2 separate regions of the Homo sapiens genome follow, and region 1 is linked to region 2. A link is a loop called in an ENCODE intact Hi-C map of the cell type or tissue named here. Cell type or tissue: mammary epithelial cell. All regions are shown on one strand. Links, peaks and the distances in the headings refer to the core of each region. The heading gives the core; the rest is flanking DNA.

The links. A loop is a pair of places that touch in the nucleus more often than their neighbours do. Peaks named below come from ENCODE experiments on the same cell type or tissue, not always from the same donor. Only the 100,000 strongest peaks of a DNase experiment are listed, where the experiment ranks them.
Region 1: a loop joins it to region 2, with 13 times the contacts of the local background. A loop is called at or near these places in 19 of 110 quality-filtered maps.

Annotation. Positions count from the first base shown.
Region 1 is chr2:149,713,294-149,716,763 of GRCh38, reverse strand. All of the region lies in intron 1 of MMADHC-DT (MMADHC divergent transcript), which reads right to left. Among named protein-coding and RNA genes, the nearest start is that of MMADHC, 130 kb to the right of the region's middle. In mammary epithelial cell, for the core only: a CTCF peak has its summit at 1,372; no DNase peak of the experiment used is centred there.
Region 2 is chr2:149,595,665-149,599,134 of GRCh38, reverse strand. The region is part of intron 1 of MMADHC-DT (MMADHC divergent transcript); the gene reads right to left. Among named protein-coding and RNA genes, the nearest start is that of MMADHC, 9.6 kb to the right of the region's middle. In mammary epithelial cell, for the core only: a CTCF peak has its summit at 1,413 (motif pointing left); a DNase peak (open chromatin) is centred at 1,334; H3K27ac peaks cover 550 bases.

The sequences.
Region 1 (3,470 bases), core at 327-2,826, 120 kb before region 2:
TAACATTTTTGTTTGATTTCTACAGTGAATCAAAAAGGTGAGGAGGGGGGAATCACCTCCGAGGTTCTGTCAGGTAAAAGCCACATATGTGTCTATGTAAGGGAAAACTAAAGGATTTGTAAATAGTTTTATTTAACAACCAGCTGTCTTTACCACACTTTTCCAAATCTTTGATCAGGGCAGGCAGCCAGTAGCAAAATTTGATAGTTTATTATTCAGTAGTGAAAAAGCAGCTCCATTTCTAAGCCTTTTTAACAGTAAGTGACATTTTTATTTCCAGAATCCTTTCTTTGGCACCCACTGGCTTTGTTTAAGTTTCTTGAGTTTTCTTTAACTGAATGATCAGCCCCTTCATGAACTTCTACTTTGCATGTTCTTCACTAAGTGACAGAAAACCTTACTTTCAAAGACCAGACTATTTCCTATTACACACTCATATGACAAAAAGCAATACAAATAGTGACAGTGATGATAATAATGACAGAAGCTAGTGCTTACACTTCCTCAGACCAGACATTCTTACATATGTCACTTAATAATCAGCAGTCTGTTGCTGTTGTTGGTATCAAGCTCTTTTCATGGATGAGAATGCAGAGGTAAACTATGTTGTCTAAGGTCACATGCTAACAAATGGAAGAAGTGGAACTTGAACCCAAGCAGCCTGGCTATAGAGTTCAGTCCAAAGCTCTTAGTCAACTACTCTGCACCCATTCAGCTGTTCACTATTTCCAGAGGCTAAACATGGATCATCACAGTTCCAATGAGGAATATTACTCTCAGCGCAGGCAGACCTTTCAAATGTCCTATTTTGTTCTTAGAGTAAATCGTGTTAACAATGTGGTTACTGGAAAGAGCATTGGATCCCAAAATTAAAAACACCAAAGGTCTGGTTTCACTGTCTTGTGACCTTGGAAAATCACTTATATACACACAAAAAAAGTTAAAGTCAGAAAAATCAGGGGCACAGTTGTGGAGTGAACGTAGACGCCTGCATCAGAGATCTGTTACTGCACATAAGCCCCATGCAAATCACCTAAGATCTGTGTGGCAGAGGGAAAAATCTGCCCCCCACCCCCGAATATATGCCCACAATCCTCATCACTGGAACCTGTGGATGTGACCTTGTGTGAAAAAAGGGTCTTTGCAGATGCAATGAAGGATCTCAAGATGAGGAGATCATTCTAGGTTATCTGAGTAGGCTATAAATCTAAAAGCAAGTGTTGTTATAACACACAAGGAGAGACACGCAGACAAGAGGAGGAGGCAATGTGACCATGGAGGAGGAGGCTGGAGTGAGACACAAGCCAAGGAAGGCTGACAGCCACCAGAAACTGGAAGAAACAAAGAATGCAATCTCCCTTGGAGCCTCTGGAGGGAGCACAGCCCTGCCAACACTCTAAACTTCAGACTTCTGGGCTCCCAAACTGTGAGAGAATAAATTCCTGTTATTTTAAGCCACCTGGTTTGTGGTAAATTGTTACAGCAGCCACAGCAAACTAATATAACGGGCATTGTAAAAAATGACCTGACCATCAAAGGGTTGGCAGGGGCCACATGCAGTTTACTCTAACATCCACATAAGTTTGAATATGCCCATTTTACAAGAAAGAAAATGAACTCTTAGAGAATGTATCCCTCCAGTTTACTTCAGAAGGGGAATATGAAAAATCAAATTAGATAATACAAAACAGATCTTTGAAATTGTGAAATTCTATGTCATAAAAGCTATGATGATGATGATGATGAAGACGATGATTACAATCATGATGATTTTTATGATACAGGATGGGGAAAAGCATGCTTTCATGGATCAAATATTAGATGCAATAGACAGAAAAATTACTGAACAATTATTTCTAGTTTCCAAAAAATACAATATCATACAAATAATAAAATATAATTAAATCTTTTCGATGATTCAGAAGAGTGAGTCAGTTCCTCAGTTTGCATTATGAGTATTAATTATTATTGCCTTGGCAAAGCAATTTAAAGAACTTTCCTCTTTTTAAAAAATTTTAATTTCTATTTTTGTTCTTTAAGTTTCGGGGTACATGTGCAGGATGTGCATGTTTGTTACATAGGTAAATGTGCGCCATGGTGGTTTGCTGCACCTAACGACCTATCACCTAGGTGTTCAGCCCAGTATGCGTTAGCTCTTTTCCCTAATGTTCTCCTCCCTTGCCCTTCCCTGACAGGCCCCAGTGAGTGTTGTTCCCCTCCCTGTGTCCAAGTGTTCTCATTGATCAGCTCCCACTTATAAGTGAAAACACGTGGTGTTTGATTTTCTGTTCCTGCATTCGTTTGCTGAGGATAATGGCTTCCAGCTCCATCCATGTCCCTGCAAAGGACATGATCTCATTCCTTTTTATGGCTGCATAGTATTCCATGGTGTATATATACCACATTTTCTTTATCCAGTCTATCATTGATGGGCATTTGGGTTGATTCCATGTCTTTGCTATTGTGAATAGTGCTGCAATGAATATTCACGTACATGTACCTTTATAATAGAATGGTTTATATTCTTTTGGGTATATACCCAATAATGAGATTGCTGGGTCAAATGGTACTTCTGGTTCTAAATCTTTGAGAAATTGCCACACTGGTTGAGAACTAATTTACATTCCCACCAACAGTGTAAAAGTGTTCTTATTTCTCTGTAAGCTCAACAGCATCTGTTGTTTCTTGACTTTTTAATAATCACCATTATGACTGGCATGAGACGGTATCTCATTGTGGTTTTCATTTGCATTTCTCTAATGATCAGTGATGTTGAGCTTTTTTTCATGTTTGTTGGCTGCATGTATGACATTTTTTGAGAAGTATCTGTTCATATCCTTTGCCCACTTTTTAATGGGGTTGTTTCTTTTCTTGTAAATTTGCTTAAGTTCCTTGTAGATTCTGGATATTAGACCTTAGATGGATAGATAGCAAAATTTTTCTCTCAATTCTGTAGGTTATCTATTTGCTCTAATGATAGTTTTGTTTGCTCTACAGAAGCTTAAAGAGCTTTTCATTAGGACTCGAAACTATTTATGGAGTGCCTACAATGTGTCAAGTATAGAACCACTGCATCCATTAGCATTACCTGACACAAATCAACTTTCAGTTTTCTTTTAAGGCTCTCAATATGTGATCAAAAAAAGGAGGAACCCAAATGGGCAATGCCTTTTCTGACAGCACTGATATTATTCCCTAATCTAACCAAAGAGTCCACTTTTCAAGCGTCATTAAACACAGAATTATAACAGTTCTTGGGAAGACGTTATTCAGGCACTTTATCCAACATCACACAGGCAAGCAAGGAGTGAAGTCCACTCTTCTGAAATTTCCTTTATCATTTGGACATTGAAAGTTTTCACCGAGATTTAGACTTTTTTTTTTTTTTTTTTTTTTGGTGAGACGGAGTCTTGCTCTGTCTCCCAGGCTGGAGTGCAGTGTCACAATCTCGGTTCACTGCAACCTCTGCT
Region 2 (3,470 bases), core at 325-2,824:
AAAAATGGCTATCTATTGAAAATGTATATATGATACTCAGCATATTACTAGATGTCACTGGGGTACAGCCCCCACTTTTGAAAAGCTTGTAATCTAGTTGGTCATGTGTGTGTGTGTGTGCATGTGTGTGTATATGTACACGTGTGCAAACTAATTAAAAAGCAACTAAGACTAGGTTATAATCATGAGCTACACTGAGCAATGCTCTATGATTCAGGAAAGCAGATTTCTGTGAATTACCCAGATAGCTTCATGGAGGAGATGGCTTGGAGCTGATATTGAAAAAGCAGCCACATTTATATAAGTAAAGGAAGCAGGAAGAATTTACCAGCTGGTGATAACAAGATGAGAAGGACTTAGGTAGGGATAAGCATAGTTGGTGTGACTAAGAGTGAATAATATTAAAAGATAGCTGAAAATAAAGTCACACATGTAAAGGGGGCAAGAGGGACACAAATTGGACATTAAAATTAACTCAAATCCCAGATTGTTGTTGAGAATATAGGCTTGATAATTTTCATCCTCAAACGCTAACTAAATCTTTCTGTTTTACTTATGCAGGAGAAAGGGCAGAAATATAAGACAGAGTGCAGAGAATACTAAAAATAATAGAAAAAAATAAGGTTTCAAAGACCATCTGATATGTAAGTAATTTCCTTGGAATTCAGAAATATCAATAAAATTTAAAACAGAGAATGTTACCTGATCCAAGATTTTATTTTTAAGCCCAAATCTTCTGTAAGCAATTAACAAACAGGCATCACTGATCCCACTAAACATCATCAAACCATATAGAAAATGCGAACTTTATATCAAAGAGCAGCATGAATACTGACATCCCCATGGGCTGGTGACGTGCCTGCACTGCTCAAATGACAGGGCACTGGGCCTTCCATGCGTCCAGGGGATATTCCCACTGTAATGTGTCAGCAGATTTGCAAATGTTCTCGGTGACAGCAGCACACAGTCCAGGAATATATCCTTACCCCTGTGCTCAGCTCAGATCGCCTCAGTGCAACGTCGCTCTGCCCTGCGGGGTCCCTCTAATGGCCCCAACTGCCAATGAAACACCTTCATCATCTCTGTATCTAAAATTGGACGAAGGTATCAAGTTTGGCTGCCTGATGAGACTAATTAAGTACTTTGCAGAGATGTGAAGAAGTAATCAGTCCTAGCCAGTGAGAAAAGAAAAAGAAAATATGAAGGAAACCCCTAGAGGTGACTCTGACACAGTTCCTGTCTCTATTGATGATTCATAAGATCACAGCTGAAAGAACCTCTACCATAAATCGAGGACCTGTGTTAACAGCAGGAAACGAAACATCATCTCACAACTCTTCCCCCACTAATTCAGCACATCAACCCCGCATCCTAAAATCGTTACATTGCTGTATACTGACACCTAGTGTCCAGAGTTAGGTGAGCCCAAAGGCAACATTTTTTTCGGTCAAACTGTGGGACATGGCTCTCTCCCGCATCAGGTTTCCTGGTGTGATTCCTCCCTCTGCTTCAGGGCATCCACGTGAAAGTGTCATTAAGAATTTACTTTAGTACAGTTAAACTCCCATTTTGTGGCCTACCCTCCTCAAGTACTTTGAAACTGCAAAGTGTTCCCCAGGACGACCCTGCTTTCTGCTGAGCACACAGCGAACTCCCACCTTTCCTTCTTCTTCCTCTCCTTCAGTATCAGGATGTGGTCTTTCTTTATATAAAGTCTATATATTTTAATAGCATTATTTGCTATACCAAATATAATTGGAAAGAGAAAGCTGTACCAGAAATGCCTCAGAATTGTTCATAATAGCAACATGTAAGTGGCTTTCGAATTATTTCATTTTGGAGAGTCACCTCTTCCCTCCTTCTACTCCCACAACCACACAGTGAGACAGAGAAAGAGATGTTAATGAATAATCAAAAGTCAACAGAATAACAGCACAAAAAAAAATCAAAAATAATCCCAAGGAGTAAGTACTTAAGTGACTCTATTTTATTCTAAGCACTCTTTAGAGATAAGCCAGAGCCGTTTCTAGACAGGAAGTGTAAAAATTTTTGAAGACGTGAGCTTTCAGATAGCAATAATTTCTCTCAAGACCATTTTTAGATCTACATTACTGTCTTTGAGTCAGACTTTTTCCATACAGGCAAAATAGAAGATGTAAGCAATTAGATGAGATTGGTGAGTAGAAGATGCATGAATGTAGATAGCATTTGGTCTTGGAGTTAGATTTTCCAGTTTGCTGTGCAATACATGGGACATAGTCATACTAAAAAATTATTCATTGTCATCTCGGCCTTAGCACCATTTTCTTGAAAACCTCTGTGCCATAAGAGCCAAGTGGAGGAAGAAGCGAATGCACAGGTTGAAGCGCAAAAGAAGAAAGATGAGTCAGATGTCCAAGTAAACCACTAGCTTCTTGTACCATGGAGGCCACAGGAGCAGAAACATGGAATGCTAGACGCTGGAGATGCTGGTACAAGTTGTAGGACTGCATGCTACTGTCCAGAGCTTATCTCATGATCTAGAACTTCATCGCCCTCTGATCGCCAATCACCTCTAAGACCCATGTTGCTCATAACCAAAACTGCCCATTTTGGTCCTTTGCCCTAGACCTGTGACATTCTGGACTATTTATGTGTTTACTTGTGGCCGAGTGTAACAACCATACAATAAATCATCTCTTCCGCTGTCTTAGCTGAAGAATTAAAAAGAAATCATTGTTTACATGAAATCAAACTTTATATCAAACTTACCTGGCTGTCCAGTATTTTATCAGGCAACGCTATTTGGGGTGGGGAAAAAAAAAATACCTAACTAGGAAAAGTAACTAGGCTCCTAGTGAAACCTGAGTCATTTTTATGGAAATGGGTGCTATAGTGGGGTTCCAAAGATCAAATATAAAAGTGAAAGCCCAATGCCATAAGCATTCAAGTACTACCTTGCATTTATTTAATGCTTCATAATTGGTAGAGCATTTCATATTTATTATATTATCTGGATCCTCCTCTTGACAACCCTTATGTGGGTATTTTTATGCACACTAAAAGACTCAGAGATGTTAAGGAATTGTCATTGTAATCTGCACGAGGCTATAAGGAAAAGACAGAATTCGAATCCAAGTCTCCCAGTATGGTGCAGTGTCTACAAATACAGAAAAAGTTCCTTTGAATACTGCACAAGACTTTTAATCCCTGAGCTACACATGAAAATTAAGTACCTGAAAAACCCAGTAACATCAGGACATAATGCCAAGAAAATGAAAAGATATTCTTAGAAAGAGTCATTGACCTGCCTTACATACTTTCAAACTGTAGAGTCCAGTTTGGTTTTAAAACCACAAAAGCATTCACTTTATTTTCCCAAGTATAGTAAGACATTATTCTGACATGGACTTACTCACATGTACCCAAAATCTCTAAATCTCCAACCACTACTCTCTGTAAACTATTTATATGTCTAGAGATCTTTGATA